Linked DNA regions of Homo sapiens: region 1 is linked to region 2. A link is a loop called in an ENCODE intact Hi-C map of the cell type or tissue named here. Cell type or tissue: IMR-90. All regions are shown on one strand. Links, peaks and the distances in the headings refer to the core of each region. The heading gives the core; the rest is flanking DNA.

The links. Hi-C counts contacts between places; a loop is a spot of excess contacts. Peaks named below come from ENCODE experiments on the same cell type or tissue, not always from the same donor. Only the 100,000 strongest peaks of a DNase experiment are listed, where the experiment ranks them.
Region 1: it touches region 2 in a loop (10-fold over the local background); 3 of 110 quality-filtered maps call a loop at or near these places.

Annotation. Positions count from the first base shown.
Region 1 is chr12:104,675,648-104,692,247 of GRCh38, reverse strand. All of the region lies in intron 2 of CHST11 (carbohydrate sulfotransferase 11), which reads right to left. Among named protein-coding and RNA genes, the nearest start is that of MIR3922, 92 kb to the right of the region's middle. RefSeq lists an enhancer at 152-231 and a silencer at 4,110-4,305. In IMR-90, for the core only: no CTCF peak of the experiment used is centred there; a DNase peak (open chromatin) is centred at 7,187.
Region 2 is chr12:105,090,665-105,101,983 of GRCh38, reverse strand. No RefSeq gene overlaps it. Among named protein-coding and RNA genes, the nearest start is that of WASHC4, 11 kb to the left of the region's middle. RefSeq lists an enhancer at 8,862-9,476. In IMR-90, for the core only: a CTCF peak has its summit at 774 (motif pointing right); a DNase peak (open chromatin) is centred at 1,223; H3K27ac peaks cover 178 bases.

The DNA.
Region 1 (16,600 bases), core at 6,143-8,642, 420 kb after region 2:
TCGGAGCAGCTGTGCTCGTGGGCTGCACGCTCTGAGGACTGCGGACCGAGGTTCGCTCTGTGGGTGAAACTGCAGAGACGGTGAACAGGAGCTGCTTTGGGGGAAGTTGCTGTGCCTAGAACCAGGTCCTCCACTCAGGAAGAAATGCAATCCTTGAATGACTTCATCATCTTGCTCTCAATTGTATGTATTTAAAAGTGATGATAAAGTCAAAACAAGGAGACACGCTGAGGTCTGGTCTGTAGTGTGGCACTGCTCTGCAGAGAATCTGCAGCTTAGCAGAGAAAGGGTTTCCTGAGGCAGTGACTTCCTAAACAGCAGTCACTCACCACATTGTCACACATCCAAGTACCAAGCCACACACTCGGAATTCGTCTGGTCTGCATGAGGCTGGTTGCCAAAGCCTGGTGTCCCTTGTCCTGCCCTTAGGTGACAATACCTGTGTTAAATTGTGCCTCTAGGCTGGGGGCGGTGGCTCACGCCCATAATCCCAGCACTTTAGGAGGCTGAGGCGGGCGGATCATGAGGTCAGATGATCGAGACCATCCTGGCCAACATGGTGAAACCCCAACTGTATGAAGAATAAAAAAAAATTAGCTGGGCACTGTGGCGCATGCCTGTAATCCCAGCTACTTGGGAGGCTGAGGCAGGAGAATCGCTTGAACCAGGGAGTTGGAGGTTGCAGTGAGCCGAGATCACACCACTGCACTCCAGCCTAGCGACAGAGTGAGACTCCATCTCAAAAAAAAAAAAAAAAATTGTGCCTCTAATGTGCCTGGTTTCCCCCCCGCCCCCAGTATTCTTTAAAATAGACACATCACCATTAAGAGAAAAATGGTTGGTGTGGGTAGCATGCTTTGGGGAATGCTGGCTTGTGCTCATCTAACAGTGGATGAACTGGAAGTCTAACTCTCACTTTAGCACCCACCTGACGCCCTCTCTAGGCACCCTTCCCTGGTGAAAGACAACAGGACACAGAACATCACATCCTCACAGCCCATCCAGAGCTGAAAGGCAGTTCAGAACGGGCTGAACCAACCAACCCTTCCCGTGCCTTATTGGGCACTGGCACATTTTCTTAGTAGAGAAACTGAGGACCTGGAGACCTGTCTAAGGCCATCTGTTCTTCGAGGACAGGACTGCGGCTAGAACCCACATCTTTGACCCCAGACCTGGTGAGAGTTGGGAGGAAAGAAGATGGTAAGAGTCTATACATGACCTAATTTTTTCAACATAGCCAATAATGGATTCTTTCAGGCAAGAAAAGACCAGTCTTTGATGCTGGCCAAAGATGATTCTGATATGCAGTAACTACAGTGAGTAAGCTGCACTTGTGAAAATCCTGTTTTGGTCTGACATTCCCCGATCACTCTGTTTTTATTCTCTTGCTCATATCTCTTTTATTTTATTTTTATTTTTGGAGACAGGGTCTCACTCTGTTGCCCAGGCTGGAGTGCAGTGGTGCAATCCTGGCTCACTGCATCCTCAACCTCCCAGCTTGGATGATCCTCCCACCTCAGCCTTCCCAGTAGCTGGGACCACAGGCGTATGCCCCCATGCCCAGCTAATTTTTGTATTTATTTATGTAGAGATGGGGTTTCACCATGTTGCCCAGGCCGGTCTAGAACTCTTGGGCTCAAGTGATCCACCCTCCTCGGCCTCCCAAAGTGCTGGGATTACAGGCATGAGCCAACGCGCCCAGTCTCGTATCTCTTTTCAAGCAGCCTGTTTGTCATTGTTTTATGACTGGCCAGAGGAAGACCTCAGATGTTGGACCTAATGCATCCATTTTTCATATAAGAGGGGATCAGAAATCGACTTTTATTCCTACCCAACAAGAAGCGACAAATGGATGCAACTTTAAGAATAGTTTTTAGCAAATTGAAAAGAGAAATACAAATGAAATGATTCAAACTTCAGAATGCACAGAGACCCAGAGACAGGAAGGGAATGTTTAAATCCTCACGGAGTCCCAAAACAAAATCCTTCCAATGCAATTCTTTCCGTCAACTCCACTTTAATAGAAAGCTATTAACTGGATTCTCACCTTATTTATAGGTACTGTGTTATTTTAATGAAAACTAAATCTCGCTTGCTCTGCTCAATCCTTTCTCTGCTCAATTGATTTCCTGTGGCTACATGGGAATAAATTATTTTTAAATCTTCACCTTCGTCACAAGAGTGTGAGCCCACCTGAATGGGGAGACAATTGATATTAGACAAATTGAAAATATTCTTGAGAATGTCATGCAAAATCCCCTCTGGGTTGAATCGACCCAGTTTTGACTTAAATTATGATTTTTGCGTAGTGGTTTTAAGTAAAAAAAAAATGCACAGACATTTTGTGAAAGAGGAAAGGGAAGAGACGGGGGAGAGACCACAGCAGAGGGGAATGGGGAAGAGCATCCAGGGGCAGAGCTGGGGACAGTATTGGGAGGGGGAAGGAGAGAGGGAACTGGGCTTGTCTGTCTAGTTAAGCAGACAGTGCCTGTGTTAGGCTCTATGTTCCCATGATGGTCTTCATAGGGCTCTGTCTCTCCCAGGACAGTCCAAATCTCTCCATTGTTAAAGGACAGCTGTCTCCCCAACCCCGTCTCTAACTTCAGGCAGGTATGCTAGCCGCCTTGGGCACTGGTATAAGGCAGCATCTACCACAGTGCCTGGCAAGGAGAAGAATCACATAAATGTAGTTGCAATGATTAATCACGTAATTATAGTAAGTGCATGATACAAGGTTGCTGAATGAATGCATGAAAGAGAATTCAAAAGGACTTGCTCACCTCGTCTCAGCCTCACAGCTGCTGGGAAGTATGTTCTGCCCCATCTTCAACAGAGCATAACACACAAACGAGGGTCTCAGGCGTCTGCCTGCTATGGGATAGAACAGCCATTGGGCCTATCCTTGGCCATGGAAAAAGCTTCCACTGTATTTCGATTGGAAGCAAGCATGTCCACCTGAGGAGGCAGCAGGCGATTTATGGCCCTGAGGTTTCAGGTTGGGTAGGAAGGGATTCTGGCTGAGGCCAAGGTTTATTTTGGTCTTAAAAATTTCTTTTCCTAATCCTTACTCATTGCAGGCAGCTTGGAAGGAAAATGAGAAAGTCACAAAAGAATGAAGAACATCACAATAGACCATAACACCTAAAGGAAATACTGTTAATATTTTGACATTTGTCCTAGAAATGTTCTTTCACGAATGTGTGTATATAGAAAGAATTGTATCATATAATACTTATATTAAAAAGTCTACTATTTTTATTTAACAATAGCTTGTCTCCTTCACCTCCTCCTCTTGCTCCTTCTTGCCCCTTCTTGCCCAGGCTGGTCTCGAACTCCTGGGCTCAAGCCATCCTCCTGCCTCAACCTCCTGAGGAGCTGGGCCTGCAGGCTCATCACCATGCCCAGTAGCAATGGCTTGTAACTGACATCTTCCCATGTCCATAAACTTTATGCTACAACATCATCTTAAGGGCTCTATACATTTTCCTTATATGGCTGTGACAGAATATACTTAACCACACCCCTATTTTGGTTACTGTCTAGTTCCAATTTTTTGTTATTAGAAATAATACCTGTGTGAACATCCTTAAGGATCCTTAACATTTTATTTTTCACATATTTCTGAAGATTATCTTGAGAATATCTTACAGGTTTTTAAATACACGTTTCAGGTTGATGTTTTAACATTAATTTATGTTTCTAGCAAAACAAGTGAGAGGAAGAAGCAATTTATTCAGAAGACTTCCCAATACGTCAATCTAGCCCTATAGTTCAGTAGGCTCAGGGGCTCTTGAGCCTTGCTATCTGGGGCCACATCTCATTTTACCACCTACTGGCTCAGGGACTAGTGGTGAGTTACTTCTCCTTGCCTCGGTCTTCCCATCTATAAAATGGGTGGAGTGGCGCCCACCAGACAGGGTTGCTGTGAAGGTTCAACTTGTCAATCTAGACGGAAAGCATTTGTGATCAAGGATCAGAACAAGAGCTCCAGGAATCTGTCAGTACCCACCCTAACAGCAAGCTATTCATCCAGAGTTAAAATCCCACAGCAACAGTCACCTGAACACTTGTATCTCATTTTAAAATGGTCCCTATTGTTTTCCTCTGCTGCAACAGCCTGGCGTTCTTAACGCGCACACAGGGATGCCAATTTCCAGCCACACAAATGACCACATCTTTGCGTTTTCTAAGAATCAGAAGGCCCATCTGATGCCATGCAGGGAAGTGATGCACAGAAAACACAACCACACTGTTGCCAAATTCAAGTGTGAACCACACACTGGCTGAGAGCAGGAAACACAGAATAACAACCGCCACCCTCACCCAACGGCATTAAACTGTGAAATGCTGGTACGGTATGAAAACAGCTTCCCTTGTACCAGAAAACTGCATCTGGAGTATTTCTCCAGGAAATATTGTTGGTGTTACTAAAATCCAAAGCTGCAAAGGGAAAAAAAAATTTTGGGGGGGGCGGGGGCCGCTGTTTGAAACAGGATCATTCTAGGCAGGAAAGGCCATTTCTTTAAAAAAGAATCTTGAGCTAAACTGGCCTTGACATCTATCTTCTCATTTCAACTCGTAGTACCTCCTCACTTCCCAGAACCTCCTCACTGCCCAGGTCTTTGGGAAGTACCTCCTCACTGCCCAGGTCTTTGTCTAAAGACTACCCTGGAATCAAATCCTTGCCTCTGGCTTCCCAGCTATGACTATGGGCAAATTCTTAAGCTCTTTGGCCTCTTTCTTCATCTGTAAAATAAGGGCTACTGCAGCATCTACTTAATGCAGTGGTTGGACGGTGAGATGAGATAACTCAGGTAAAGCGCTTCACATGGTGTGTGGTACATAGTAAGTGCTCAATAAATGAGAACCATTGTTATTAACCATCACTATTGCTGTATTGTCCAGGATTTATACACATTTACTTAGTGCCTCTGATGTGTAAGGTGCTTTTACGAATTCAGTCAACAACCCTTGGCTTGACCACCCAAATGAGAACAAGGTGTAAAGCACTTGGATGCTAAAAAAACAAAATAGTTCCAGAAGAGCTGGTGAGGGGCATGGGCCCTGCTGACTGCCCAGTGCAACTTCTGAATCCTAGGCCCTATTGCAACCACTCTTAGCACTTGGCAAGGCCAGAAAGGTTGCTGTGTTAACTGTAGGTTTGTGGCATCTATACAGAAGGACCATGAGCCTTGGCAGTTGGGACCTGCACAATGCTCAAACCAATCCCTGTAGAGAGAGAGAGATGCAAACTGATCCAAAATATACAATTTTAAAACAAAACAAAAAGAAACAAGAATGGCCAGGTGTGGTGGCTCACACCTGTAATCCCAGCACTTTGGGAGGCTGAGGTGGGTGGATCACCTGAGGTCAGGAGTTTGAGACCAGCCTGACCAACGTGGTGAAACCCTGCTTCTGCTAAATACAAAAAAATTAGCCAGGCGTGGTGGCGGGTGCCTGTAGTCCCAGCTACTTGGGAGGCTGAGGCAGGAGAATTGCTTGAGCCTGGGAGGCGGAGGTTACGGTGAGCTGAGATCGCGCCACTGCACTCCAGCCTGGGCAACAAGAATGAAACTCCGTCTCCAACCAAACAAACAAAACAAATAAATAAAATAAACCAGAACAACAACAAACTAAAGGCTCTACTTAGCAGTTACTTTGTAACTTTTGATACAGTAGCAGCCACAGTTGCAAATCTTGTCCAGAAGTCCTACAATTTTAAATAAATAGCCAACAGGAAGTGACACATAGTAACTGAATTTGTGTGGGCCTAGTACCAGATTCAAGTTTCTCATCCTTTATTCCAGCAATCATCAACCAACTTTCTAGTCTTTACTGTCTTCTGCACCTGAGTGAGCAGAGGACTCTCTCTCAGAGCACAGCTGTCCCACATTCTGGCACCTGGAATCAGTCAGCCAAGCGCTGGATCAGCGGCTAAGCAGCTGTCCATTAGACTCCTAGGAAAAGTCAGGTCAACCCTATGAATCACTATGTTGTCTTTTTTTTTTTTTTTTTAAGAGGTGAGTTCTCCCTTTGTGATCACGTTGAAGTGCAGTGGTGGGACCATAGTTCACTATAGCCTCCAAACTCGGGCTCCAGCGATTCTCCTGCCTCAGGCTTCTGAGTAGCTAGGACTACGGGTATGCACCACCATGCCCAGCTAATTTTTTAAAAATGTTTTCGTAGAGATGAGGGTCTCACTAAGGCTGCCTAGGCTGGTCTCAAACTCCTGGCCTCAAGTGGTCCTCCCACTTTGAACTCCTAAAGTGTTGTGATTATTGGTGTAAGCCACTGTGCCCAGCCTATAGAAATGTTTTGCACGAATTTCTGGAACCATCAGAAAACACCAGAGTCTGCCAGAGAAGTCCCCAAATAGCACAGGAATAAATGGCATAAAATATTAATAATTCATGTCTCAGCAAGGGAATAGGCAGAGAACACATGTTCAGCACCAGCAGTGCCAGGAGCTGTTATTTTGACCTAACTTGCTCCAAATGAAAGTCCAGACACAATCTCTCACACAAAATTCTTCACCGGCTCAACCATAACAAGAATAGTCCCTAATAGCATTTATTAAGTGCTATTATGTGCCAAGCACCCCACATACATTAAACATATAATCCTCACAGTAGTCCTACAGGCAAGTGTTCATCTAGGTGATGGAAATGGAGCTCAACTAGGCTGAGAGACTTGCCTGAGGTCACACATTTAATGAGTATTTGAATCCCTGGTCGCCAACCCATACATTATGTCTTAATGATGAATATTCAAAAATGGAGAAAAGGTGTTCAAAATTTATCATTGGTATAAATCATGGTATAACTTTTCTCAATAAAAAGCACCTGTGTAACTTGAGATGAGCATCTGCATTAAAAGTCATAAAATAAGTTTAGGTTTCTTATACCAAACAACCTAATTTGCTTATATATAAATATCAAGGGATAGAAGAGCAGAATTTCAAGCCAAATTGAATAAAAAGCATGCAGTAACATCGCACCTCAGCCCTCTCAGGAGGCTATATATTAAGATTTTTTTAGGCCTTACACCTAATGCTTCTGGAGCAATGAGACAGATGAGGTTTTGCAGATTTACTTCAGCATAAATTAATGCTAACCATCTGGATGGATAAGATAACCAAATAGCCATAAAATCTTGGCAACCTCCAATGTAAGAAAAATTGCTTGGGAGCTGAGAGGAGGAACAAAATCCATGCAGAGTTTGTTGGAGGAATGCCAAAGTGATCATAGAGTTTACTAAGATTTTGACTTACTCTTGCACTTTAATCATAATATATTTGCAGCATGGGGGATTAGAGGCAGTCTTTGGAGGGAAGAGGTTGCATAGAAAATAATTCCTTATAGCTGCAGAGCACCTTGACTGAACAAAGGTGTTTTGGGGCTGGGTGTGGTGGTGGCTCATGCCTGTAATCCCAGCACTTTGGGAGGCCGAGGCGGGCAGACCACTTGAGGTCAGGAGTTCGAGACTAGACTGGTCAACATGGTGAAACCCTGTCTCTACTAAAAATACAAAAAATTAGCCAGGCATGGTAGTGCATGCCTGTAATCCCAGCTACTTGTGAAGCTGAGGCAGGAGAATCACTTGAACCTGGGAGGCAGAGGTTGCAGTCAGCTGAGATCGCGCTACTGCACTCCAGCCTGGGTAACAGAGTGAGACTCCGTCTCTAACAAAACCAAACCAAACCAAACCAAACCATATCAAACAAAACAAAGGTGTCTTGGCTTTCAGTTTGAGCTTTCTAATAGCCTTTGGAGCCATGGAGGGGCAGGGTGTACCATCCCCTTTTTACAGATGATAGAGTTGGGCTCAAAGAAGCTGAGTAGCTCTGCCATTCAAGGCCAATGCTCTTTTCACCACCCTGTGTAGATGTCCTCTCATCCATCCACCTATCTGTCCATCTATCCATCCACTCACTCACCCATCTATCCATCCATCCATCCATCCATCCATCCATCCATCCATCCATCCATCCACATTTTGTACCAATTCCTATTTATTCTGTAATCCTTCAAGAAGGAAGGAAAGGAAAGCCAGTCCTTTGGGGGAAGAGCCACACCCATGCGTCTACGCACAGTTTTGCAAGAGGAGTCCTTTCTCATAAATAATGCCACCATCTTGGGGATCTGGAGCTCTGCCCCGCTGCTAGTTCTGCCGCATCTCCTCGCTCCTCCCTCATTTCCACTGCTGACTATTCTGCCAGCAGTGTGCACTTACAGTCAAGTGCTAAGCATTAAGGGAACATTCTTTCACCTCTCTGCCCTTCTAATCCACTGAATTGGTAGGACTCCAGGCCTCTCTAGCTTAGGTTACTTGGCTAACAGATGCTAGCATGATGGAACTGAGTTCAGAGGTGAATCTAATCATAGTGAATTTTCCCATAGATGTGAATGCATGCATTCACTCCCACATTCATTTATTCACCGACAGATTCCTTCATTCATCCTGGTAGATGTTCTTGGCATCTACTCACTGCCCGGCAATGCGCCCAAGGGATGTAACAATTGATACAATTCAAATGTCAAAGAAAAATGTTCAAAGCATGATTTTTAAAAATTTTCCTTTGCAGGTGGGTAATCTGGTGTCGGCAAATCAAAGATCTGCCCCATGAGAGTGATCAGTTCTGGGGTGGCTGAAAGGGGAATCTCATATCTTACTATTTCCTGGGAAAATCTATCCATATTTCTGAATACCATATTTCAACCCCACAAAGTTGCTCCCAACCACTACAGGAAAATTGTTCAGTGTAGCCACAGCTGGATTTAGACCTTTAGAGGTCTGAAACCCTAACAAAACCATAGGGCCACCTCCAAAATGTGATTCGAAGTGAAAATAAGGTGAAACCATAAAGTAAGTATAAGCCCGGCCTCATTTCTTACTGGTCCTATGATGACTACATTGATGATTTTTATAAATATAAATGATTTCTCTTTCCCTCTCTCTCTGTTTTGGGGTGGGGAGCTAGCATGTGTCCAGCTTTGCTGAAGCCTCTGCCTTAGTTTTGTCTGACTGCTGGGTTGTCTCGCACTGAGCAGGTGGATACTGGGCCTGAAAGTGTCAAACCCTGCTCATTGGTGACATTCTCCCCCTGCCCAATCATACTCCATTCCACCTCCTGCTCAAGACCCCGCCCCCTTTTGCCATTTCAACACTTTCTTCCTTCCTGCAAAGGTTAGTTTCCCTTTTGAGGTTTGTACATCTTTTAAAGTGGCTTCACTTTTGTCTTTGAATGCATAACACTCCCGTGAAGATAAGTACAGTTTACCCCTATTAGACAAGTCTGGAGAAGAAGGACAGAGAGTCAGGTGGGGCTGGACACAGGGTTGGTACTTGGTGATCGGTGGCTACGGTTACGGTAGCTGGCTCATTAAGGCCAGGAGCAGTGTTGAAATCTGGAACCTGATTCTCAGTGCTTTCTGCCGGGCTATGCTGCTGTCACTGGGATTGAACATCGGTTGCCATGGGGCAGAATTTATTTCCCAATGAGGTGGCTTCACAGGAGAAACACATCATACAGGTGAAATCCTAATGCCATATGGAGGATACCATTGCTATCTCTAGTCTGTCTCAGATTCTCCCAATGTCAGTTTGGTGAAAAACAAGACCATAAACACCAGAGAGATGAAATCTTTCACTACCAAGATCCAGGCCAAGACATTACAGGTGTTACCAAAACTGGGGTAACCAGGAGTCAACTGATATCAATGATCCACTTGTGTCCGATGGCCAGGGAGGGTTTGCTTGTCACCAAGGACACAACTAAAATACAACCATAACAAATGCTGCTGCTGTTTCTTCAGGCAGGTCAAAGCTTATAGAATATTACTGATCTTTTCTTTTGTGTGCTGCTGCCTCTACTCAGTTTGTGGCGGTTGGCCAGACAGATGAACACTTTTATTCCTCAACGGCATGCTCAGATGCAACCTCCTTTAGAAAACTTTCCTGATACTCTTGTTCCCTCACTTTGTCCCTCCCTGATGGAATTTGCTGTTCCCAGTGCTGTACAACATATATACTTCCAGTAGAGCCCAATCCCACATTATATTATTTCGGCATTTGTCAAAATATTATGCCAGTGTCTTTTTTAAAAAACCAAAACAGGCCAGGCGCGGTGGCTCACGCCTGTAATCCCAGCACTTTGGGAGGCCGAGGCAGGTGGAACACGAGGTCAGGAGATCGAGACCATCTTGGCTAAAACGGTGAAACCCCGTCTCTACTAAAGATACAAAAAAAAATTAGCCGGGTGTGGTGGCGGGTGCCTGTAGTCCCATCTACTCGGGAGGCTGAGGCAGGAGAATGGCGTGAACCTGGGAGGCAGAGCTCGCAGGGAGCCGAGATCGCACCACTGCACTCCAGCCTGGGCGACAGAGCGAGACTCCATCTCAAAAAAAAAAAAAAAAAAAAAAAGCAAAACAGACAAAAAGAAAAAAGAGGTATATGAGTGTTTCTAGACCTATCAGACTGAAAAACAGACTTCAATTGTCTCCCAAGTAGCAACTGGGACTACGGGTGCATGCTACCACACCTGGCTAATTTTATTTTTTTCTGTAGAGAAGGGGTTTTGCCATGTTGCCCAGGCTTAGCATGTCATTTTAAACTTTGTATTATTTCTGAAAGTAATGAAACTATATCTCTTTTTTAAAAAGCAGCTTGAGATATAATTTATGTACCATAAAATTCATCCATTTAAAATGCACGATTTAGTGGTTTTTCATGTATTTACAGAGTTGTGCAATCATCGCTGTAACCTAATTTTAGAATATATTTATCACCCCCAAAAGATTCTGTCTATGCCCTTTCTAAGCCCTATGCAACCACTAATCTAGTTTCTGTCTCTATAGATTTATCCATTCTGGAACTTTCACATTAATAGAATCATATCATATGCGGTCTTTTGTGAGTAATTTCTTTCACTTAGCATAATGTTTTTGAGGTTCATCCATGTAGCATGTATCAGTACTGCATTCCTTTTTATTGATGATCTATTTCTATGTATCCTATCATTTAGATGGTAATGCATGAAGTTACTCATTACAAAGTCATTAGACAGCCCAGCTGTACTCACTGCCACCCAGTGATGTGTTACTAGAGAAGTGTTGTACCTTTCCTTCCAGGTACTCCACAACAGGCTGGTAAGAGACTGCAAGAAGAGAGAACCTTTAAACTGATCAAGCACTTGCCTTGCACTAGATGTCTTCATTTATTATCTCAATTCATCCTCACAACAACCCTTTGAAGTAGATATTATTATCCCCAGTGTTATTGAGGTCCAGAGACTTTAAGAGACTTGTCCAAGACCACACAGCCATTAAGTGGCAAGACTGAGATTCAAACCTAAGATCTGTCTGCCCCTAACATCTATGCCTTCTTCACCTGAACCCTTCACTCACAGCAGGAACAGGGGGGCGGGGCACTCAAAGATGTGGGCCCAGCTAGTCAAGCTTTGCTTGCACGTGAGAACCCGGGGGAGTGTGGTATAAGTTAAAAGTCAGGGTGACCTGATGATTTCAAACGTGGTTTGGGTGGGCACATACCAGAGGAGGAGGGATTGAGAGGAACTGACTTTACTGAGTGCACAGCATTTCCTTCCCACATGGAGCAGGTGCAGGAGCTGAATCACTGACCCAATAAGCAGAAATAAACCCTCGAATGACAGGACACCAGTGGGAGGCTCCACACTTCTGCACTTCTGCCCAGTAGGCAAAAGCAATGGTGCTTCCTAGCAGAACATCCTTACTTCTGTGGTCTGACCAGGCCCCGCAGATTGGCCCCTGTGTGCCTGCCTGGCCACATGTCCGTCCCCATCCCCACATTCATCAGGGTTTCCTTGCACAGCCTTTGTGTTTGCTTCTTCCAGCCACCAGGCTTGCATCTGCTGTGGTGCCCTTGCACTTGCTCTTCTCTCTGCCTCAGTATGTCCCTGAGATGTCCCCATGGCATTTGCATGTCACTCCAGTGTTGAGAGGCAAGAGCGTGGCTTAAGAGCAACACCCACTGGCTCACTCATGCTATTACTACCTTGTATCTTCTTATATATCTATTTGCTATCACCTGCGTCCTCTCAACCAGAAAGTATGCCCCTTGAGAACAAGGATTACACAGCCTTATGCACTGCTGTATCCCTGGGGCCTAGCCCAAAACCCCTGCACACAGCAGGAGTCCAGTTGATGCTTGGTGAGTCGATGAATGCTCAGAGGTTCAAGTCACTCTAAAGAAAGCAGACCAGTTGGTGGGGCTTTGCAAATTATAAGGTGGTCCAGCAGATAACCCTGATTCCTGGGGCAGTAAAAAAACAAACCAACAACAAAAACAAACCAGAGGGGTTTTGTTGTGGGGAGGCCTCTTCCTCTGGACAGTCAGGGCCGCCACCCTTTGACAAGAGTCAGAGATGCTGTGAGGAGCCTGCCATGATTCTGGCAGCCCTGTGGGGAGCTAATTAGGATTTTCCATGGGGCGGGGCTCCATTGCGTCTTTCTCTGTGCTCTACCATGAATTACACATGGCAGTTTCCAAAAGGGAAAGAAAGATGCCTGCTCTCTGCAGGGCAGGTGATAGTGCTGGCTGTCCCTGCAGCTGGGGCTCGGCGGCCCCAGTATGTTCAGGCCACAAATCCCACTCAAAATCCACACAGGCCTGGCCCCCCTCACCAGCTGCTGGGGTCTCATCAGCAAATGACTTCGCATGAGGGCTCTCTCCATTCCCAACTCTTCCTTCTCAAACCACACACGGGGCGGAGGTCAAAGAAGAAGATCTGACTCCAGAGTTCTGCTCAAGGGAGACTGCGGCTCAGGGGGATATGGAGCAGGACGCGGAGGCTCCGGGGCCTGAATTGGTTCCAGGCCTCGGTGGGTACCCTCCCAACGGGTTTACAGACAAACGTATATGCCCTCGGTCTCCCTTCGCCTCTCTCCTGGCCGGTGGGGGCTGTAAACTGTGGAGAAGGCATTTGGGGTCCTGAAGTCCTCACTGCTAAATTCTACTTCCCTCAGATAGCACTGGCTTCTGGAAATGGAACTTTCTGGGTTGGAATCTTGACTTGATCATTTACTAGCCAGGTGACCTTGGACTGAATCTCTCTAAATTCCAGTTTCCTCATCTGAGTACTACGAAGATAGGAACATCCACCCTCACAGGTCGGTTGGTGGCCTTTCCTCCTCCTTCATTCAGCTAATGTCTACTGAGTACCAACGACATCATGGGTGCCCTCTTACGAGCTGGTTTTGTCTGGAGAATCTCAGGAGAGATAAAAATAGCGGCGAGACTGTGTGAGCTAGAGCGGGAGAAATTAAAATAACCCTAAGACTGTGTGAGCTAGAGTACGTGACTTTACCTCTCAGTCTGTTTCACAAACTGAATGAAATGGGGTCAATGCCACACTCCTGAGGACTGTTTTGAGTATTTAATTCCAAACGTAACCGAGAGCCTGACGCACAGTAGATGCTCAATTAATGCTCATTGTCACTCTCTGAAAATATAAAATGTGGTTTTTATCTCCCCCACCGTGAAGAAAAATAAAAACCTTGTCCTTTCATTCCTTGGCAGCCTTAACAAGCATGAAGAAATAGGGTGTTTTGTTATGCAGAATTACTGTAGCAACGGATAACTGATACAATTGCTGAATCAATTCAGTAATACCTCCAGTATACCTGAATAGTCTAATTCATTTGATGTTTTTCATTTATTAAACTATGCCTCCATTTCCTCATCTGTAAAATGGATTAGTTGAGAAGACTAAATGAATTAAATCATGCAAAACATTTAGAACAGGATGTGGCCCATAATAAGCGCAGCATGTTAGCAAGTATTTTCATAAATGCCCTTCATTTGTTAGGCAATGTCTCACTCTGGGGTTATGGCAGTCAATAAGAGCCAATGTCCCTGTTCCCCTAGAAGTTCCATTCCAGAGGTGGTGAGAGAGACACCAGACAAATAAGGTGTTTTCTTTCAGTGAATGGAAATGTTGGGGAAGGATATACCTTTCTAGGCAAACCTTTACAATATGTTATTAGAACATTTTTCTTTCTCCATTGGGCCCTAAGATAGGCCAATAGAGATATCCAGCAATAAAAGTTAAATGTAAGGTTAAATTCTAGAGGTGATGAGAGAGACACCAGACAAATTAATGAGCAAGATCACTTCTGATGGTGACAAGTGCTATGAAGACAATAAAACAAGGCAATGCAAGAAGCAGTGCCTGGAAGGTTGGAGAAGGCCTCTCAAAGGAGGTGATATTTCATCTGAGACTTGATGAGAAGGCACCAACCACAGAAAGATCTCAGGGAAGTATGTTCCAGGAGTGGGAACAGCAAATATGCAAGTCCTTTGGTGGAACCTGTTTGACATGTTTGAGGAATGTGGGCCAAGAGGCTGGAACAGCAACTGAGGGACAGGGTGATATGAGGTGGGGCTGGAAGGCAAGCAGGGCCCCTTGGAAACAGAATCATCTAGCCCTCTGCCATTGAATCTCTAACCGCCCGTCTTGGCAACATGGTACCCAAGGAGGAGGGGAAGCTGTGCGCAGCTATGCGCCACATTTGAACTTCCGTGAATCTGCAAATGGACCAAATTTCCCTACCTCTCTCTCTCTGCTCTATTCCCCCCAAATTCCTAGTGGTTTCTCCCACTTTCAAATGGACACCCTGAAGGAGAAACATCACATGACCTGTGAAAGGCTGATCAAACAGAGTTGCTATTTAGGCTCTAGGCTCCAATAGGGGCTATAAATATCTTGGGCCTCTTTTAATATAAATGCTGTCACAAAAGACTGCCTTGATCTGCAGCATTCACAAGAAAATACTGTTTGACAAGCTAATCTCCACTCACCTTCCCCTTCTGTTCCTCGCCCATCCTCTGGTCAGCTGAATAACCCTTTTGTTCCTAACTGAGTCCAGTTCTAGCTAGTTAGAACCAGGTTTTGTTGTTTTTCTGCTTTTTGGAGGCCATGGGGACCCCTCGACCTGCATGCTAAGACTTTTGTTCCCTCTGACCAGGCCAAGACACTGGGCTCTGTTTGTTATTACAGGAACATTAAAAATAATTGAAAAGTAATCATTGCGAGAATAATGGCTCCCATTTTTGAGAGCCAATTAGGACCAGGCACTTTCCACACATTACTTCATTTTGTGCTCTCAACAGTCACGCAAAACTGGTACTGAAAACTCTATTCTTCAGATGAGGAAAGGAGGAAATGGGGCAGGGTCGGGAGAAGGTTGGAGAAGGGCGAAGAAATGAAATGTCTGCTTAGCCTAGGCTCACAGGCTAGTAAGGGCAGGGGCTGGGATGGGGCCCACACCACACAGCCCCTATAGAAACAAGAATGTGCCAGCACCCTGGCACGATGAGAATGGCCATCTGTGCTAGGCAGAATGACACGCCCAAAAGGCCGCATCCTAATCCCTGGAACCTGTGAATGTGACCTTCCATGGCAAAAGGAGAATTTGCAGCTGCGGTAGAGTGAAGGGTCTTGAGGTGGGAAGGTTATCCTGGATTTCCCAAGTGAGCTGCAGCTTCCTTAGGAAAGGAGGCAGGGAGGCCGGGTGCAGTGGCTCATGCCTGTAATCCCAACACTTTGGGAGGCCGATCACAAGGTCAGGAGATCGAGACCATCCTGGCCAACATGGGGAAACCCCATCTCTACTAAAAATACAAAAATTAGCCAGGCGTGGTGGCACATGTCTGCAGTCCCGGCTACTTGGGAGGCTGGGGCAGAATAATCCCTTGAACCCGGGAGGCGGAGGTTGCAGTGAGCCGAGATTGCGCCACTGCACTCCAGCCTGGTGACAGAGCGAGACTCTGTCTCAAAAGAAAAGGAGGCAGTGACTCGGAGTCAGAAAAGATGTGACAATGGAAGCAGAGTTGAGGAGATGCGGCCATGAGCCAAAAAATTCAGAAGGCATCTAATAGCTAAAAAAGGCAAGGGACAGATTCTCCACTGGAACCTCTGGAAGGAACTCATTTCTGCGGACACCTTGATTCTTGCCCCAGGAGACCCATTTCAGACTCCTGACCTCCAGAACAGTAAAATAACACATTTATATTGTTTCAGCCTCTACTTTGTAGCATTTTGTTACAGCAGCAATTGGAAACCAATACGGTGCCCTAACTGCAGGCTGATCTCTTGCTCAAATGAGATACATGACTCAAAAATCAAAACAATATAAAAAGATGATCATTGAACAGGTCTTTCCTATGCAGACAGAATTATAGGAGTTGACCAGTCGAGGCATGCGGGGATGTAGCTTGTGAACCTTGGCTCTGGAGTCAGACCTGGATTTTAGCCTACACCTCCTGACCACAGCACACGTGACCCTGAGTAAGCCCCCACCTTCTCCGAGCACAAATTCCTCATCCACAAAACAGGGGTGTACCTCTGTCAGAGTCCTTGAAGGAATCAACAGCAATTAATGGAACTGAGTGCTTACAGCCTGACAGCATGCTGTGGACTTTTTGCATGTATGTATCATCTAAGCCTCAAAACAACCCTGTAAGAATGGCAATGTTATTAATCCCATTCCACAGGAGAGGAAACTGAGGCACAGGGAAGTAATTTGCTTAAGTACGTGGTTTAGGACCAGGAATCTGACTC
Region 2 (11,319 bases), core at 261-2,760:
GTATGATCCAACAATCCCTCTCCTGGGTATATATCTAAAAACAGGCTGGGCATGGTGGCTCATGCCTGTAATTCCAGCACTTTGGGAGGCCAAGGTGGGTGGATCAGTTGAGGTCAGGAGTTTGAGACCAGCCTGGCCAACATGGTGAAATCCCGTCTCTACTTAAAATGGAAAAATTAGCCAGGTGTGGTGGTACACACCTGTAATTCCAGCTACTCGGGAGACTGAGGCAGGAAAATTGCTTGAACCTAGGAGGCAGAAGTTGCAGTGATTGGAGACCACGCCATTGCACTGCAGCCTGGGCAACAAGAGCGAAACTCTGTCTCAAAAAAACAAACAAGAAACATGGAAAGCAGGATCTCAAGGAGATATTTGCACACTCATATTCACTGCAGCATTAATCACAATAGCCAAGAGGCAGAAGCAGTCCAAATGTCCATAGAGGAATGAATGGATTTTTTAAAATGTGATATATATATATATGTATGTATGTATGTATGTATGTATGTATGTATGTGATGGGGTGCAGGAAATACTACCCCAGCAGCTTCCAATTGTGCTTACAATAATATAGTCTCCCACTTGTCTGTATGCTCTATAAACATCTAAACCTTATCTCTTTGATACAGTTCAGTGCCAAGTATAATGCTAGGTACATAGATGATAAACATGTATTTGTTGAATGAGTGAACCAATAATTGTCATTTTTTTCAAGTGCTCTGTAGTAAATACTCAGTTTACAGGAAAAGTATTTCCTAATAGTTCTTCAACAGATGGCACTGTTTGTTAAGGAATCTAAAGATAAAAGAAATCATGTAATAAATGGCTTTTTTAGTTGTTCATTTCTTCAACCAGTATTTAATCAGGACTTTCTCTGTTTGGTATGTCACAGTGACCAAAACTCTTCAAAGAGCCCAATTGTCTGGTAAGTGAAATTTTTCAGATGTTTTAACTTAGGGGTCAGCAAAGTACAGACAGCAGATCAGTAAATAAAGTAAAACTTTACTTACTTTTGTAAATAAAATATCAGACTACAGCCATGCCCATTAATTTACATATTTTACATTAAACATAATTTACATTTGTGTTTCATCTATGGCTGCTTCACACTAAAATGGCAGTTGGGTAGTTATAGCAGCAATCATATGGCCCACAAGCCTAAAATATTTGTCACTTGGCCCTTTAAGAAAAAGTTTGTCAGCTGGGCATGGTGACTCACTCCTGTAATCCTAGCAGTTTGGAAAGCTAAAATGAAAGGGTAGCTTGAGCCCAGGAGTTCAAGAACAGTCTGGGCAACATAATGAGACTTGGTCTCTAAAAAAATTTGTTTTAATTAGCTGGGTGTGGTGGCATGCACCTATAGCCCCAGCTACTTAGGAGGCTGAGGCGGGAGGATCGCTCGAGCTCAGGAGTTCAAGGATGCAGTGAGCTGTGATTGCACCAGTGTACTCTACCCTCGGCAACAGAGTGAGACCCTGTCAAAAAAAGAAAAAAAAAAGAAAAAAAGAGGAAAAAAAGAAAGAAAGAAAGAACGAAAGAAGAAAGAGGAAGGAAGGAAAAGGAAGGAAAGAGAGGAAGGAAGGAGAAAAAGAAAAAAGGAAAGAAAGAAAAAGAAAAGAGAAAGAAAGAAGGAAAGAAGGAGAAAGAGGAAGGAAGGAAAGGTAGGAAGTTTGCTGATTTATCTGAACTCTAAAAGCAAAATAATATAAAAAAATTTTTTGCTGGCTTGACGCAGTAGCTCATGCCTATAATCCCAGCACTTTGGGAGGCCGAGGCTGGTGGATCATGAGGTCAAGAGTTTGAGACCATCCTGGCCAACATGGTGAAACCCCATCTCTACTAAAAATACAAAAATTAGCTGGGCGTGGTGGTGCGTGCCTGTAGTCCCAGCTACTCAGGAGGCTGAAGCAGGAAAATCACTTGAACCTGGGAGACGGAGGTTGCAGTGAGTCAAGATTGTGCCATTGTACTCCAGCCTGGGGACAGAGCGAGACTCTGTCTCGAAAAAAAAGTTTTGCTATATAAGTTATGTAAAGTAGGTTGAAATAGTCTACTTTTAAAAGCATAGACATTTTTGAAAATCTTCATGTCAAAATAATTGATAAGGACACTTCTAATAATGGAGGTAGCATAAAGTGGTCAAGTGAACCCATCTACAGTTAATAACTAAGAAAAGTGGCCAAAATATCTAAAAATGACTTTTTAAAAATCTAAAACAATAAAAGCAGGTAAAAACCACAGGAGAATTTGTTCAGCAACTGATAAGAATTATGAGTTTGTGGCTTTTTGTCTGATGGTGTCCCTCACCACTGAAGCTCAGCACTGCAGGCTTACTTGCTCAAACTGTCAGCAAACTGAGTACAGGGTTTGTTAGAAGAGGTCATCAGTTTGGGGAGTGACCTACAAAATGTGTGAGATCCAAAATCTGGGTGTAAACTCTGCCCAAATCACTGACTGACCACTAAAATACAGACAGCCTGATGAAATAACAGGAGTCCCTGAAAAGCAGAACTGCACTCAGTGAAGTGTATGAGTTTGCTGCTCTTTTGAATGCATATATTTCCCAACAGAGGTACACCTTGGGTAGCAGAAAGCTGAAGACTTATTTGAGGTAACAGCGAATAGAAGTAGAGCTGCCAAAGCAGTTTAGAATTTAGAAGGAAAGACTGATAATTAGGGCAACTGCAGATGGGTGTAACCCCCGCAATCTAAGTATAAACACTGGCCAAATCCTTCACTAAACTAAGAACGAAGCAGAATATAAACTGCTTCACTCTACTAAGGAGACAGGGAGTCAGGGCAAGTTTACTTCATTTAAAAACAAATAGTCAAACAGGCATGGTGGTTCACACCAGTAATCTCAGCACTTTGGGAGCAGAGGTGGGAAGATCACTTGAGCCCAGGAGTCAAAGACCAGACTGGGCAACAAAATGAGACCCCGTCTCTACAAAAAAATTTTAAAAATTAGCCAGGTAGCCAGGTGTGGTGGTATGCACCTGTGATCCTAGCTACATAGAAGACTGAGGCAGGAGAATTGCTTCAATCCAGGAGGTCAAAGCTGCAGTGAGCCATGCTCCTGCCACTGCACTCTAGCCTGGGTGACAGAGAAAGAACTTGGCTCAAAGAAACAAACAACAAAAAATGCCAGTCAAATAATTATCTGAAGAAAAAAATAGAATCCAGAGTGGCCACAATATGTTACATACAATGTACAGTTTTAACCAAAAGCTTTATAAGAAGATAACAAAATCTAGGCACTCAACAGTGTAAGACTCAAATATCCAATTAAAAATTATGAGACATACAAAGAAGCAAGAGAATGTGATCTATAACCAAGTGGAAAATCATGTAATAGACATAGAAAGGATAGGAATGGCCAGGCATGGTGGCTCACTTCTGTAATCCCAGCACTTTGAGAGGCCAAGGTGGGCAGATTGCTTGAGCTCAGGTGTTCGAACCAGCCAGGGCAACATGGCGAAATGCTGTCCCTACAAAAAATACAAAAATTAGCTGGGAATGATGGCATGTTCCTGTAGTCTCAGCTACTGGGGAGACTGAGATGGGAACTGGAGCCCAGGAGGTCAAGGCTCCAGTGAGCCAAGATTGCACCACTGCGCTCCAGCCTGGATGACAGAGTGAGACCCTGTCTCAGAGGAAGAAAGAAAGAAAGAAGGAAAGAAAGAAAGGGAGAGAGAGAGGGAGGGAGGGAGGAGAAATAATGGGAATGGTGAAATTTGCAGATGAAAATGTGAAAACAGCATTAAAATCATGTTTTACAGAAAATCTGCTGAATGGGAAAAAATATTTGCAAACTATGCATCTGACAAAGGACTAATATCCAGAATCTACAAGGAACTCAAACAGAGCAGCGAGAAAAAGCAAATAATCCTATCAAAAAAATGGTCAAATGACATGAACAGACATTTCTCAAAAGAAGATATATGAATGGCCAACAAACGTGAAAAATGCTCAACATCACTGATCAGGGAAATGCAAATTAAAACGACAATAAGATACCACCTTACTCCTACAAGAATGGCCATTATTAAAAAGTCAAAAAACAACAGATGGTGGTGTGGATGTGGAGAAAAGGGAATGCTTATACACTGCTGGTGGGAATGTAAATTAGTACAACCTCTATGGAAAACAGTATGGAGATTTCCTAAAAAACTAAAAGTAGATCTACCATTCGATTCAGCAATCTCATTCCTGGGTATCTGCCCAAAGGAAAATAAGTTATGTTAAAAAGTCATCTGCACGCATGTGTTTGTTGCAGCACAATTCACAATTGCAAAGACATGGAACCAACCTAAGTGCCCATCGACCAATGAGTGAATAAAGAAAATGTGATATACATACACCATGGAATATGACTCAGCCATAAAAAGAACTAAATATGTCTTTTGCAGCAACTTGGATGGAGCTGGAGGCCATTATTCTAAGTGAAATAGCTCAGGAATGGAAAACCCAATATCTTATGTTCTCACTTATAAGCAAGAGCTAAGCTATGGATGCACAAAGGCCATATATGCACAAAGTGATATAATGAACTATGGAGACTCAGAAGGGGGAGAGTGGGGAGATATAAAAACTATATATTGGATACAACATATACTACTAGGGAGACAGGTGCAGTAAAATCTCAGACTTCACCACCATACAACTCATCCATGTAACCAAAAACCACTTGTACCCCAAAAGCTATTAAAATATAAAAAGTTTTAACTGAAAAAAATAAAATAAGATAAAATTATGTTTTAATTTTTTTTCTTTTTTTGAGACAGAGTCTCACTCTGTTGCCCAGTCTGGAGTGCAGTGGGTGCAATCTCAGCTCACTGCAACCTCCATCTCCCAGGCTCAAGCGATTCTCCTGCCTCAGCCTCCTGAGTAGTTAGTATTACAGGTGCATGCCACTGCACCCAGCTATTTTTTTTGTACTTTTAGTAGAGACAGGGTTTTGCTATGATGGCCAGGCTGGTCTTGAACCCCTGGCTTCAAGTGATCTGCCTGCCTCTGCCTCCCAAAATGCTGGAGTTTTAGATGTGAGCCACTGTGCCCAGCCTGTTTTAGTTCTTAAAGGAAAACATGGGCTGAGTATGGTGGCTCACACCTGTAATCCCAATGCTTTGGGAGGCCGAGGCAGACCGATCAGCTGAGGTCAGGAGTTCAAGACCAGCCTGGCCAACATGGTGAAACCCCATGTCTACAAAAATACAAAAATTAGCTGGGCACGATGGCAGGTGCCTGTAACCCCAGCTATTCAGGAGGCTAAGGAGGGAGAATCACTTAACCTGGGAGATAGAGGTTGCTGTGAGCCGAGATCGTGCCATTACACTCCAGTCTGGGCAAGAGAGCAAGACTCCATCTCAAAAAAGAAAAGTAAATATGAACACAATGAGGAAAGAAATGTAAGATATAAAAAAGAGCCAAAAAAAAAAAGAGCCAAACAAAACTTTTAGAAATGATAATGAAAGATTTATGGAATGAGATTAATAGCAGAGTAGGCACAAGGAAGAAACTGTCAATAAATGTGAAGAAATACCAATAGGAACAATCTAAACTCAAGAGAGAGAAAAAAAAGAAAGAAATTAAGAAAATCTCAGATAACTTTGGGACAATATCAAGTGCTATAATGTACATATAGTTGAGGACCCAGAAAAGGAAGGACAGGAAAATGTTTAAGAAACAATGACCAAAATGTTGGCACATATGAAGCAAATAATAAACTTATATATCTTAAACTCTCAATAACCCCAAGCAAGACACACACACACACACACACACACACACACACACACACCATACTCACATCATGTTAAGATGGCTAAAAACTGTTGCGGGAAGTCAGGGACCCCAAACGGAGGGACCGGCTGGAGCCAAGGCAGAAGAACATAAATTGTAAAGATTTCATGGACATTTATTAGTTCTAATACTATAAAAGTATTAGAATTAATAGTTTTATAATTTCTTATGCCTGTCTTTACTGCAATCTCTGAACATAAATTGTGAAGATTTCATGGACATTTATCACTTTCCTAATAATACTCTTATAATTTCTTATGTCTGTCTTTAATCTCTTAATCCCATTATCTTCATAAGCTGAGAATGTGCATCACCTCAGGACCACTATTGTACAAATTGATTGTAAAACATGTGTGTTTGAACAGTATGAAATCAGTGCACCCTGAAAAAGAACAGAATAACAGCAATTTTAAGGGAACAAGGGAAGACAACCATAAGGTTCTGACTGCCTGTGGGGTTGGGCAGAATAGAGCCATATTTTTCTTCTTGCAGAGAGCCTATAAACAGACATGTGAGTAGGAGAGATATCACTGAATTCTTTTCCCAGCAAGGAATATTAATAATTGATACGGTGGGGAAGGAATGCATTCCTGGGGGGAGGTCTATAAACGGCCGCTCTGGGAGTGTCGTTCAATAAGGACTGAAATACACCCTGGTGTCCTGCAGTACCCTCAGGCTTACTGAGGCATAAAGCATTGGGAAATTCCAGCCTGGCAAATTCTAGTCAGACCAGTTCTCTGCTCTCGAACCCTGTTTCCTGTTAAGATGTTTATCAAGACAATACATGCACAGCAGGACATAGACCCTCATCAGTAATTCTAATTTTGCCTTTGCCTTGTGATCTTATTGCCCTTTGAAGCATGTGATCCTTGTGACCTACTCCCTGTTCATACACCCCCTCCCCTTTTAAAATCCCTGATAAAAACTTGCCAATTTTGTGGCTCGGGGTCATCATCACAGTTCTACCAATAAAAATAACTAAGAGAGTATAGTTGGATACAAACAATCCAACTATACAAAGAATAAATGCTTGAGGTGATGGATACCCCATTTACCCTGATGTGATTATTATTTATTTATTATTATTATTATTTTGAAATGGAGTTTGCTCTTGCTGCCCCAGCTGCAGTGCAATGGCGTGATCTCAGCTCACCCCAACCTCTGCCTCACAGGTTCAAGTGATTCTCCTGCCTCAGCCTCCGGAGTAGCTGGGATTACAGGCATGCACCACAGTGCCTGGCCATCTGATGTGATTATTATGCATTGTATCTCTGTATCAGAATATCTCGTGTACCCCATAAATACATACACCTACCTATGTACCCACAGAAATTCAAAATAAAAAAAGAATGCAGAGATAGACTGGGTGAAAAAAGAAGATCCAGCAATATGCTTTAAATATAAAGACACAGATTTTATGCAACAAAGGGATAGGGAATGATATACCATGATAACTCTAATCATAAGAAAGCTGGAGGGCCAGGCGCGGTGGGTCACACCTGTAATACCAGCACTTTGGGAGGCCAAGGTGGGCGGATCACCTGAGGTCGGGAGTTCGAGACCAGCCTAACCAACATGGAGAAACCCCATCTCTACTAAAAATACAAAATTAGCCAGGGATGGTGGCGCATGCCTGCAATCCCAGCTACTCGGGAGGCTGAGGCAGGAGAATCGCTTGAACCCAGGAGGCAGAGGTTGTGGTGAGCCGAGGTCTTGCCATTGCACTCCGTCTAAAAAAAAAAAAAAAAAAAAAAAAAAAAGCTGAAGTGGCTGGTGGCCATATTAACATCATACAAATTAGAGTTTGGAACAAAGAATATTATCTCAAATAAATAGAGACATTTCACAATGTCAAAGTGATTAATTCATCAAGAAGACATTACAATCCTAAATATATATGCTCTCAATAACAGAACTTTAAAATATATGAAACAAATTCTGACAGTATAGAAAGAAGAAAAAATAGATGAATTTACAATTATAGTTTGAGACTTCAACATTCCTCTTTCAGTATTTGATATAACAAGTAGACAGAATGTAGACGTATATAGAAGAATTAAACAATATTTTCACCAACATGTCTTAATTGATGTTTACAAAACACTCCATCCAACAACAGCAAAATACACATTTTTTTCAAGAGTACAGGGACTATTCAGTAAGATAGGCCTTGTGGTAGGCCATAAAATAAATCCCAATAAAGTTAAAGGGATTGAAATATAGTTATATTCTCTCACTACCATGAAATTATATTAGAAATCAGTAACAGAAGCATCGTAAACTCCATGGAAAACGCTAAATATTTGCACAAATCTCATGGACATCATGCTGAGTGAAAGAAACCAGGCTCTAAAAGTTACATACTATTGTGTTTCCGTTGATTTGACAACTACATTCAAACTACAGTCATAGAGAACATATCAGTGTTTATCAGGGCAAAGAGGTGGTTAATGGATATCACAACAAAGGGATAGGGCAAGGACTTTTTTCAGAAGGTGAGTAATGCAACTATTGATATTTTGACTGTGGTATTCCCTACACAAGTATATACATGTGTTAATACTCATAGAATTGTATACCAACAGTAAAGTCATTTTTACTGAATGTCAATTTTAAAACATCTAGTGTGGGGTTGGCCTTTGTGTGCATCTGGCTTCAGAATTCAAATGATGCCCACTGTTTGAATTTTTTTTATTATTTTTTTATTTTTATTTTATTAATTTTTTTTTTGATAGGGAGTTTCGCTCTTGTTGCCCAGGCCTGAGTGCAATGGCGTGATCTCAGCTCATCGCAACCTCCGCCTCCCAGGTTCAAGCGATTCTCCTGCCTCAGCCTCCCTAGTAGCTGGGATTACAGGCGTGTGCCACCATGCCTGGCTAATTTTGTATTTTTAGTAGAGACGGGGTTTCTCCACGTTGGTCAGGCTGATCTCAAACTCCCGACCTCAGGTGATCCGCCCGCCTCGGCCTCCCAAAGTGCTGGGTTTACAGGCATGAGCTACTGCGCCCAGCCATCACTGTTTGGATTTTTACTGTTTCTTTTCTGTGTCTTCTACAGTTTGGGCTACATTCTTTAGGTTCCTATGGTATTCCTCGGCAGCTTCAGGCTCACATCATGACAAAGCATCTGCCTTGTTCATCTCTCTACATCTAGCATCTACTACAGTGCCCAGCACATGACAAATGCTCAAACATTACTTAGTGAACAATTGTCCTTAAATTTGACACACAGCTTGGTGGAGTCAGGCATGGAGCAACATATTATCGCATTATTGCACAGATTACTGGTGATAACATGAAAATGAGAGTGGTTATTTCTACCTAGTTTAGCACTGTTCATGTGGCACTGTTTATTTCTTTTGCTCATTTTTCTTGATGTCCCGGTGAAATGGCTCCATTGTCTGGAGTATATCCCCTGGTTCTTTGTCACAGCCGAGAAAGAATTCAAAACATGGACACACACAAGGAGTGGGTTTAGGAGCGGAAAGTTTAATAGACAAGAAGAGAGAGAAAAAAGGCTTCCTCATGCTGAGAAAGCGGATTGCCCCAAAGGGACTCCAGTTTGGGGCAGAACGCAATCTGTTTTGTACGGAGGCTTGAGGAGGCGGTGATTGATTTACATCGGGCACAGGAGATTGGTTTGACCAGGTGTGTCATTTACGTAGCCAGCGAAAAGACTGTCCCTCCCATCCTAGTCTTTTTTTATGCAAATGCAGCCTCCTCCTGGCGGCAGCCATCATACCTGTATACGTGGTTTTACCTGAAGGCTGCTTTAATGCCAGCAAAGGCGGTCATAAGGAAAAGAGGGCGGGAGACCCCATATTGAATGTACCCGGGTTTCAGGTACAGCTGCCGACATTTACATATAAAAGCTTCTCAGGCTGCTTTCTGTTAAAGAAGAAGTGGCTTGGGGCCGCTTTTTATTAAAGGAAAATTCCACTGAGAACTTTCACCCTTTCTAGTTGCCTAAGAATTATTTCTTAATAACTCCTGTATTACCTGGTCAGTTATAATTGAATGCAGGAGAGTGAATGAACAATTGCAGGCTTTCTGGATGATGTTATTTTTCTCCAGACAGGATTGATCCTATTCTTTGGCAGGCAACTAAAGTCAGGCAGATCAGCTCATTCCAATCAGGGCTGAGAGCATGTGAGGCTAGGCTGCAGTCTTACAATAGTTGTACTATCTCTAGTTTGCACCCTTTCCTAGGGTAATGTCATTGAAGAGTATCAGCTGAGAGCTTGTGGTGTTTACTGGACTTCTTCCTTCTTGGCAGATGCTGAATTCCAATTTCATGGTACAGAAAACTCTGCTGTGCTTTTCGGTCATTTCTGCTTGGTTTAATAGCCTCTAATCCCATGCACCTCTAGAATCAGCAAGTACTTCTAGCTAAAAACAGTTATCATGAACTGAGTACACTTCTACATCTCTTATCTCCAAGATCTTGGCTCCTAAATTCCTGGCAGCTCAAACTCCAGTTTTTATCTTCTCCATCCCGTTAGATTGCTGAAAACTGCTGGTGTCTCTAGCATCTTCTTTATGCCTGGCTTCTCACCCCAAACCAAGCATTTGTAAATGCTGAAGAGGAAAGCAGAATGCAAAATATTGGATTCAACTTAGTGAGCTGCTTTTTCCTCTGGGACATCGGTACGTAGAGTCTTGACTGCCATTTCAGCTTTCTGATGCCTTCAAGTAGATATGCCAAAAAATTTTAGCTAGATGTACTAGTTGTTCTTCATATGAGTATTAATCTGCTGCAAAGGACTTTGTCATAGCTGAAAGAGAAGTCTCTTATGCTTTTTTTTTTTTTTTTTTTTTTTTAATGACAGGGTCTCCCTTTGCTGCCCAGGCTAGAGTGCAGCAGCATGATCATGGCTCACTGTAACTTCTGGGCTCAAGCAATCCTCCCAACTCAGCCTCCCAAGTAGATATGACTGCAGGTGTGTGCCGTGACACTTGGCTAATTAAAAAAAAAAATTAATAGATACCAGGTCTCTCTATGTTGCCCAGGCTGGTGTCAAACTCCTAGCTTCAGGAAAGCCTCCCACCTCAGCTTCCCAAAGTGCTGAGATTACAGATGTGAGCCACTGCACCCAGCCTCTTTTTATGTTTTTAATGTCTATGTGATCTGTACTACTGTCCAATTCTCTGTTGTTGATATTTGTTATTTCTCTTTATTTTTTCTTTATTAATCTCACCAAATGTGTACCAATTTTATAAGCCTTTTCAAAGAACCAACTTTTGGTTTCGTGGATGTTTCTCATGATATACATTAATATGGCTCTGATGAGTGAAGAACACCAGGGCTCTTGTCTCACGCCGAATTGGATAAAACGACACGGACACACGTGGAGTAGTTTTAAGGAGTGGAGACTTTAATAGGCAAGAAAGAAGGGAGAAGAAAGAAGAACCTCCCCTGAACAGAGACAGAGGGAGGGGGGCGCTCCAAAGCCGTGAGAGGAAACCCTGAGTGCCGTGGAAATGTAACTGCTTATATGAGGAGGCTGGAGGAGGTGGT